Linked DNA regions of Homo sapiens: region 1 is linked to region 2. The links are chromatin loops, found by intact Hi-C in ENCODE. Cell type or tissue: Caco-2. All regions are shown on one strand. Each heading gives the region's core, and the rest is flanking DNA. Links, peaks and the distances in the headings are about the cores only.

The links. Hi-C counts contacts between places; a loop is a spot of excess contacts. Peaks named below come from ENCODE experiments on the same cell type or tissue, not always from the same donor. Only the 100,000 strongest peaks of a DNase experiment are listed, where the experiment ranks them.
Region 1: a loop joins it to region 2, with 9 times the contacts of the local background. A loop is called at or near these places in 1 of 110 quality-filtered maps.

Annotation. Positions count from the first base shown.
Region 1 is chr9:15,133,140-15,137,535 of GRCh38, reverse strand. No RefSeq gene overlaps it. Among named protein-coding and RNA genes, the nearest start is that of TTC39B, 170 kb to the left of the region's middle. In Caco-2, for the core only: a CTCF peak has its summit at 2,173 (motif pointing right); a DNase peak (open chromatin) is centred at 2,185; H3K4me3 peaks cover 256 bases.
Region 2 is chr9:15,016,330-15,020,725 of GRCh38, reverse strand. It overlaps the pseudogene LOC389705. Among named protein-coding and RNA genes, the nearest start is that of FREM1, 110 kb to the right of the region's middle. In Caco-2, for the core only: no CTCF peak of the experiment used is centred there; a DNase peak (open chromatin) is centred at 2,255.

The sequences.
Region 1 (4,396 bases), core at 106-4,105, 120 kb before region 2:
TATTATGCAATTATTATAAATAATATAGAATATTTAACAGCAGAAAAATGGCGATGATATTTTAAGTGGTAAAAGTGACTCCAAATCAGACTTTATGGGATGATTCACTTTTTGTAAAGATAGATAAATGTGTGTTTATGTATCTGCAATGCCTATAAGGGGGACTTGTTAGAATCAATTAAACACTGAGACTCAAGACTATCAGAGGATGCATTTGGCCCAGGCTGCCGTGGAAGGTGTCAGACAGGAACCACAGTGCATCTACAGGGCAGCATCAGGCATTCCTTTTCAGTGTGAGTTCTTGTGCCAGTACAGATGTGGTACAAGGAGAGGCAAAACACATTAGGCAGGCACATGGCTTGGAGGCCTCAAACTTCACAGTGGCTAAACACTTTTTTTAACAACTTAATAGTGTAACTGCTCAGTGGGTTCACCTTGCCAGCTGCCTAGACAGGGCCGATTTATCAAGACAGGGGAATTGCAATAGAGAAAGAGTAACTCACACAGAGACGGTGGTGCGGGAGACTGGACTTTTATTATTACTCAAATCAGTCTCCCCAGGCATTTGGGGATCAGAGTTTGTAAGGACAACTTGGTGGTTGGGGGGCAAGCCAGTGAGCCGGGAGTGCTGATTGGTCAGGTCAGAGGTGAAATCATAGGGAGTCGAGCTGTCTTCTTGTGCTGAGTCAGTTCCTGGGTGGGAGGCACAAGATCAGATGAGCCAGTTTATTGGTCCAGGTGGTGTCACCTGATCCTTCAAGTGCTGGGTCTGCAAAACATCTCAAGCACTGCTCTTAGGAGCAGCTTAGGTAGTGTCAGAATCTTGTAGCCTCCAGCTGCATGACTCCTAAACCGAAATTTCTAATCTTGTGGCTAATTTCTTAGTCCTGCGAAGGCGGTCTAGTCCCCAGGCAAGAAGGAGATTTTCCCTGGGAAAAGCCTGTTATCATCTTTGTTTTAAACTATAAACTATAAACAGGTTCCTCTCAAAGTTAATTCAGCCTATGCCCAGGAATGAACAAGGACAGCTTGGTGGTTAGAAGCAAAATGGAGTTGGTTAGTCCAGATGCAATTTACCAACCAAGGGTCATCTTTATCATTAATCAATGCTGCTTAGTATCACAGTTGATGTTCTACTTGTTAAGCAGTGAAGTACTGAGGTACTTTGTAGGCTTTGGTGTCCTGGGGGGCAGGGTTGGGGCTCCAATACTGACAGATCTTGGGGTAGCCATGGCTGCTGTAGCTCTGAGTGCTGGGAGGAGGGTGGTTGCCCAGGGTGCAGGTTACCTGTAAAGTTCTCATCTCAATCTTTACTCTGAAGTTTCCTTTGAGGCAATTTCCAAAGAGTCAAGAGGTGTGCAGTCCGGGCGCGGTGGCTCATGCCTGTAATCCCAGCACTTCGGGAGGCCGAGGCAGGCGAATCACGAGGTCGGGAGTTCAAGACCAGCCTGGCCAACACGGTGAAACCCCGTCTCTACTAAAAATACAAAAATTAGCTGGGCGTGGTGGCGGGCTCCTGTAATCCCAGCTATTCGGGTGGCTGAGGCAGGAGAATGGCTTGAACCCGGGAGGCGGAGGCGGAGGTTGCAGTGAGCCGAGATCCTGCCGCTGCACTGCAGACTCCAGCCTGGGCGACAGTGCGAGACCCTGTCAAAAAAAAAAAAAAAAAAAAAAAAAAGGTGTGCAATCCATGCAGTAATTTCTAACTGAGCTGTTTCCCTATTCCGTTGGTTCTGAATTAAGGGTCGTTTACCGAGGCCTTAATAGAAGTCCTAATTCATCAATCGAAGGCCCTCAGTATCTAATCGCATTTCCCGTAAGTTCCATTGCAGACGATCTTCTACAGCCAGTGACATCTGCTTTCTGGACCCTGTCATTATGGTGGCTTTTCTCTCTGCGGTGTCTGAGCCCCAAATGCTTCCACTTTGTATAAAACCCTCACTCCTTTGCCAAACCCTAAGACTCCTTAAGGCACAGTTAAGTACCTGCTCTACACAAAGCCTTCCAGACTCACCCCTCCCGTACCCGTAGCTGTGCCCTGCCAGGTCGGTTCATACCCCCTTTCTGAATTCTTTGGCGTGGAAACTCCTCGTGCTCCCAGGATTACCAACTGCTTTTTCCTTACTCCCCTAGCATTCTTTCCCCGTGAAGCCAGCTGTAGTACTGCATGTTCTTCAGTAGGTGGCAACCTTCACAAACAGAATTCAGGCGATTTTGTTGCTTAGCTTGTCAACAGGATAGAGCCCCTAACGAGAGGCGCTGATACCCAGAGCAGCTACCGCTGCTGAGCTTATTCACTAATTAGAAACATTTGCTTTCTTGGAGGCACAGAAACGTTCCTACTATTATTCTGTTTTGTGAGGGAAAGCAGTCTGAGCTGTTATTTAAGTGACTCCGTTTCCCAGCCACCTTGTGTGTAGAAGATCAGAAGATATCAAAGCAATGCTCCTCTTTGTATTTTTCCCCTCAAAGAATTGGGAGAAATCAAGATTTAAAAAAAATTTGAGTATGTGGTTTTTTCTTTTTACAAGATGATAATAATGTAAACTTTTTGTATGGAGTTTGTTATTGTTGTTGTTGTTTTGAGACAGGGTCTCACTCTGTTGCCCAGGCTAGAGTGTAGTGGCGTGATCTCAGCTCACTGCAACCTCTGCCTCCCAGGCTCAGCGATCCTCCCACTTCAGCCTCCCGAGTACCGGGGATTACAGGCGTGCACCACCACATTCGGCTAATTTTTGTATTTTTAGTAGAGACGGGGTTTCACTATTTTGCCCAGGCTGGTCTCGAACTCCTGGCCTCAAGTGATCCGCCTACCTTGGTCTCCCAAAGTGCCGGGATTACAGGCTTGAGCCATCATGCCCAGCCTTGTATGGGGTTTTTATCATTAACAATAGTGAGAAGGAGAGAATTTAAAAAACAAAAAAACCCAAAAAACAAAAAACCCAAGGCTAGACTGCTAATTGAAAACAAAGGTATATGAACAATTAGGTATATTATTCAGAATTCTGTCCTTTAAAAAAAATATTTGAGAATTGGCTGTGTTCTGACATGGAGAAGTTGGCACATAACATGGATACATTTGGCATACAGACATTTCTGGAATACATTTTCTGGAGTGATGACACAGGCATTATTGTACTTGAGATTACTCTTTCTCCGAGTTCACATCTTTTTTTTTTTTTAAGTCGGAGTTTCACTCTTGTTGCACAGGATGGAGTGCAATGGCGCGATATTGGCTCACCGCAACCTCTGCCTCCCAGGTTCAAATGATTCTCCTGCCTCAGCCTCCTGAGTAGCTAGGATTACAGGCATCTGCCACCACACCCAGCTAATTTTGTATTTTTAGTAGACATGGGGTTTCTCCATATTGGCCGTGCTGGTCTAGAATTCCCAGCCTCAGGTGATCTGCCCGCCTCGGCCTCCCAAAGTGCTGGGATTACAGGCATGAGCCACTGCGCCCGGTCCCGAGTTCACATCTTAATTATTTGTTGCCACTTCCTAAGGCATCTTGCTTGGAAAATTAGTGCACTCCTTTTCTTGTGTCCTTCCAGAACTTTGGGTCACCAGTGTGCATTTTACTTGTGGGAAATTTTCCTTGGATCATGCAACCCTTAATAAATATTACTTTTCCCTCAAATCATCTTCAAGTGTAATATAAAAAAAAGAGACTGAATTTTAGCAAGCAAATAGAAATATCTACTTCTAAATAGACACTGTGCTCTTCAAAGAAATCTCTGTGGGGTACCAGGCATTTCTTTTAATAATGATTTGGTGACTCAAAACATTTCCAAACTCCTCTTTTGGTCTTATTTCAGTGCTTGTTGCAATGGGACAAGGTCCGTTCTGGGGCCATTCCATGAATCCTCAGTTCTGTGTATGCTTTTGCATTCTCGTGCTCTTCAGGTGGCATTTATCATGTGAGCTTTGTATCATCCCAGGAGTAACAAATGCCTAATATCCTCTTGTTTACCCTCTCTCAGGATGGTTTTCTAGTATTCTCTCATTTGTACCTTCTATATAGAAGAATGTATTCCCTAAAGCGTTGGTATCTTACCTGAAAATGAATAATTCCTGTTGGACTCACCTACCTCCAAGGCCAGACATCTTCAGGATTAGAAACATAGTTTCTAATTTACACAACAAAATAATGTTTTTCATCACTGTAATCTCTCCCTATTCTTAATTTTGCCATCCTTTCAATGGAAATGTCATATTTTATTAGAGTGTTTATTAGAGAGTATTTTGACTCAAATCTCATTTATTGTACAATTTTTAGGTTAATTCTAATTTTTTCACAATATCCCTGGTTCTGAGACTATTATAGTCATTTTGGTCACCCCCAACACCATTTCAGTTAAATTTCATCCATACCTATTGCTTAGGGCAGATCAATTCA
Region 2 (4,396 bases), core at 87-4,086:
TTTATACGCTCCTCAGCCCCATCCATGAAGTTAGCTATTCTGCATTTCATGGTCTGCCCTCTACTTTTTTTTTTTTGAGATGGATTCTTGCTTTTGCTGCCCAGGCTGGAGTGCAATGGCGCAATCTCGGCTCACTGCAACCTCTACCTCCTGGGTTCAGGCGATTCTCCTGCCTCAGCTTCCCAAGTAGCTGGGATTATAGGCATGCGCCACCACGCTTAGCTAATTTTGCATATTTAGTAGAGATGGGGTTTCACGATGTTGGCCAGGCTGGTCACAAACTCCAAACCTCAGGTGATCTGCCCACCTTGGCCTCCCAAAGTGCTGGGATTACAGGCGTGAGCCACTGCGCCTGGCCCTGCCCTCTACTTTTAAGGTGAAGGGCATATCATCAGGTTTAAGGAAAATCTGGATCTAGTAAAACACAGCTATCCACAGATTCATACTAAAAATCCAGTGAAATCATTTGCAATGAAAAACTTTAAAATCTAAATTAATGGCATACTGATTGTTATCTTACACTAATGCTATATACTATGTATCAATATACTAGGCTATATTAGTAAATGACAGAGTCAAGAGAAGATTTAAAATAATATACCTAATGGGATAACTGGACTACTTGCTGGGAGTCACCTGGAGATACTACCCAAAATGCAGTTTGGGTAGGTTGGGGTCAGGCACCCTGGAAGAGTGCTGATATCATTGTCATGAGTTTCCTTCTGTTCCCCCCCTCACCCACCATAAACCCAATCCTTAAAGCTATAGCTATTAACTCAAGACTCAGAAGAAATATTCTTAGTTGCCCATATGATAAATATCGAAACAGGACTCTGTAAGGATGGTCTAGTTAGCCACAGGAATTAGACAGTGGCTTCCTGTGACATATCAGAGGGTGACTTTAGTTGTCTTCCAAAATGTGATTAGGGTTACCATTTAGATGATTTGACTGCCAATTGCTTGCACATTAAAGAAGGAAAACCAGGCAGAAGAACCTTATAAACATTTTTAGTAAATGTTTATTTTTTTGTATTCCTTAAAAACAAAACAAAAATTACAAGTTTAATACTAGTCCTTTGAAATATTATACACCAAACAAACCACCTTACTCATGCAGCAAATTGGTCTATGTTCTCTTTTCTTCTGTTTGCCAGATGATCCTTCATAATTTCTGCAAACAGATTCCTCTTCAACAGATTATATGCAAGAGGTAAAAGCTGGCCAGCAACTTTATGAAAATACTGAAAAATAAAAATATAACATTAAGCAGATAACATAGCAGATATCCTAATAAGTAGCAAAAAATATATAAACAAAGCACTTGTTTAACAAAGGCTACTTCCAAAATCATTTTAGCTATACCCTCAAGTGATTAGGGAACACAATTTAGGGACAGGCACCTGGCATTCAAAGAGGCAATCTTGTTGCTCTAAAAGACTAAAGGCATTCCTTGAAAATAAAGAAAATCAAGTTAAATTTGAGTTTCCTTATTCCCCTAAGTTTAATCAACTTTTTCTCACCCCAAACTATGCCCATAATGCTTTTTATTCTCTCCAGTGTATTCCCAGTCAAAAGTTTTATTTTCCTTCATTGATTAGGTAAGAATAGCTAAGCCGAAAGTGGGTTTTCAGGCCATATTCCCTTTATCCTCAAATTCCTTCTCTCCCCCATCCCCAACAGGTACTGCCTCCCAATCCCTGTTAAGAGTCACTGCCTTAGGTTTATCAAAAGATTTTAGATTACTGCTGTTATCTACATATACCACCTTTTTGTTGATCATAATAAACATTTAGCCCTTAACATGTGGTTAAGTACTGTGCTAAACCTTTTTATAACTCTTACATGTTATTTCATTCTCACAACAATCAAGTTTGCTACTCACTGGTTCACATCTTATGGCTCTACTTATTTATGGCTAGGGCCTCTCTAGCAGGTCAAGCACTACTCGGATTGGTTAATGACTGTCATTGTGGCTGTTAAACATTTTGAATATTTTTACTGATAACTATCTATGAGGTGGGCAAAGAAAAGTAGTATAATATTGTTTATAGCAGGGTTCTCAAAATGTACACCCCTGAGCAGGAGCATCAACTTCACTTGTTGGAAATGCAAATTCTCAGGACCCACCCTGTAACTCAGTCAAACTTGGGGAGGGTGGGGAGAGCGCCAGTGTATGTTTGGACAAGCCCTCCTGATGACTCTGATCATGATAAAGCTGGAGAGCTACTGGTTTAGTCTTGCTCCTCCCAGTGTCGTCTGTAGAGCAGCAGCATTACCGTCACCTGGGAGCATGACAGGTATGCAGTCTCAGATCGCATTCCGGACCTACCGATAGAGTGCACTTTAACAATGTCTGCAGGTGAGTCACATGCATTTTACAGTTTGGGAATTACTGCACTGATTTAGGCACTGACTCTGGAACCAGACTACTTGTGTGAACCTAGGCAAGATGATTTGCCTCTCTGTGACTTGGTTACAGAGTAGGTTAAATGAGAATTAAATGATCTGTGGATGGGTATACACTTGTACAGGTAAAGAAACAGAAACAAAGGTGTTGGAAAGCTTGCCCAATCCTACACACTAGAGAAGATGTGATTTACAACCAGTTTAGCCCCATAAGCATGTCATGCCGGCTACACCTTATAGTCTCTTTGACCTTCAGCCAGCTATGGTTGAGTAAGCACTGGTTTAGCTATTAAGTAAAATTTTCTTATTTAATGAGCAATTAGTTAATGGTAAAACAGCATCTCTTATAAAGGTTAAATAATTTAAAGTATATTTTTCATCTAAGAATTCAAGCACAATAACAAATACCCCCACCACAGTCGAAATGAAATGGAGCCTAAGGTGTATGCACACACCCCCATACTTAGCCCCAAATGTATACACACAGCAAGAAGGCATATCCCTATAATGTGTCTAATACATAAATTCACTTTAATATAAGCCTGAATGCAAATAATCTTGGCTATTCACCTTTGCTAGAATGTAAGATGAATTTCACAGGTTTTTAGGACATCTGCTTTTAAAAAAAATCACTTCAAAAAGTTCATTTTGAAATACAAGCTGAATCCCTATCTTACCTCTGCTGGAATTTGGGGGTATAAATGTGCATGTATTCATGTGTGTATGTGTCAGGGGGAGAGGAGGGAGGTGTGGTGGGGGGTGGCAAGTGGAGGTTTTTTTTTTTTTACTCACATGTGAGCCATAGCAAAAGAGGTCCATTCCCAACTCAAGCCCCATACCATAATCACATTCATCATTAGCAAACTGCACAAAAGTCATCATTTCCTGAATGGGAGCAAAAGCTTTTCGTCTCTCATCATCACTTGCAGCCTCAACTATTGTCTTGCAAATTCTCTTGAGGTCAGCTGAAAGAAATCAATAATATAGAAGATTATCTACACAGTTAGAAAATGAATCAGTCTTCAGAGGTAAAGAAACTACAAAGAGGGTTTTTCCTCCTAAGACTTTTTGTACTAGTACAACTTGTGCCACCTCGGGTAGTAATCTGCAGCACTGTAATTTAGAATGGCAATTTGGTAATTTTTCTACATAGGATTCAAGCTTAAAAATGGCTTAAAGATTTCTTAGCGACTATTTCACAGGATTTAGTCTTTTTTAAAAATTTTTAAATTTTATTTATTTATTTATTTATTTTTTTGAGATGGAGTCTCGCTGTCTCCAGGCTGGAGTGCAGAGGCGCAATCTTGGCTCACTGCAACCTCTGCCTCCCGGGTTCAAGGGATTTTCCTGCTTCAGCCTCCCAAGCAGCTGGGATTACAGGTGCGTACCACCATTTTCAGGGGATTTTTGTATTTTTAGTAGAGACAGGGTTTCACCATGTTGGCCAGGATGGCCTTGATCTCTTGACCTCATGATCCACCCTCCTCGGCCTCCCAAAGTGCTGGGATTACAGGCATGAGCCACCGCGCCCGGCTACAGTCATGATTTTTTTTGAAAGTCTATTCCATGGTGGCAATCATGATTTTACATAAGCTTTAAAGATTCAGCAGACAGGTCCAGGAATTGGCAAACTTGGGCCAAACCTGGCTCACCCCATTTTTAACTACCCTCAAACTAAATATTTTTTCATTTTTAAATGGTTGAAAAATAAAACAAGAATGTGATAGATTATGTAGCCCACAAAGTGTAAAACATTTACTATCTGGCCCTACATAGAAAGTTTGCCAGCCTGGTCCATGCACTATATAGTTGCCTCTGAATCTGAGAGTTCTACATCCTTAGATTAAACCAACTGCAGATTGAAATACTCAGGAAAAAAATTAAAAAATACAGATTTAAAAAAATACAGTATAACAACTATTTACACAGTGTCTATGTTATATTAGGTATTCTAAGTAATCTAGAAATGATTTGAAATATACAGGAGGAT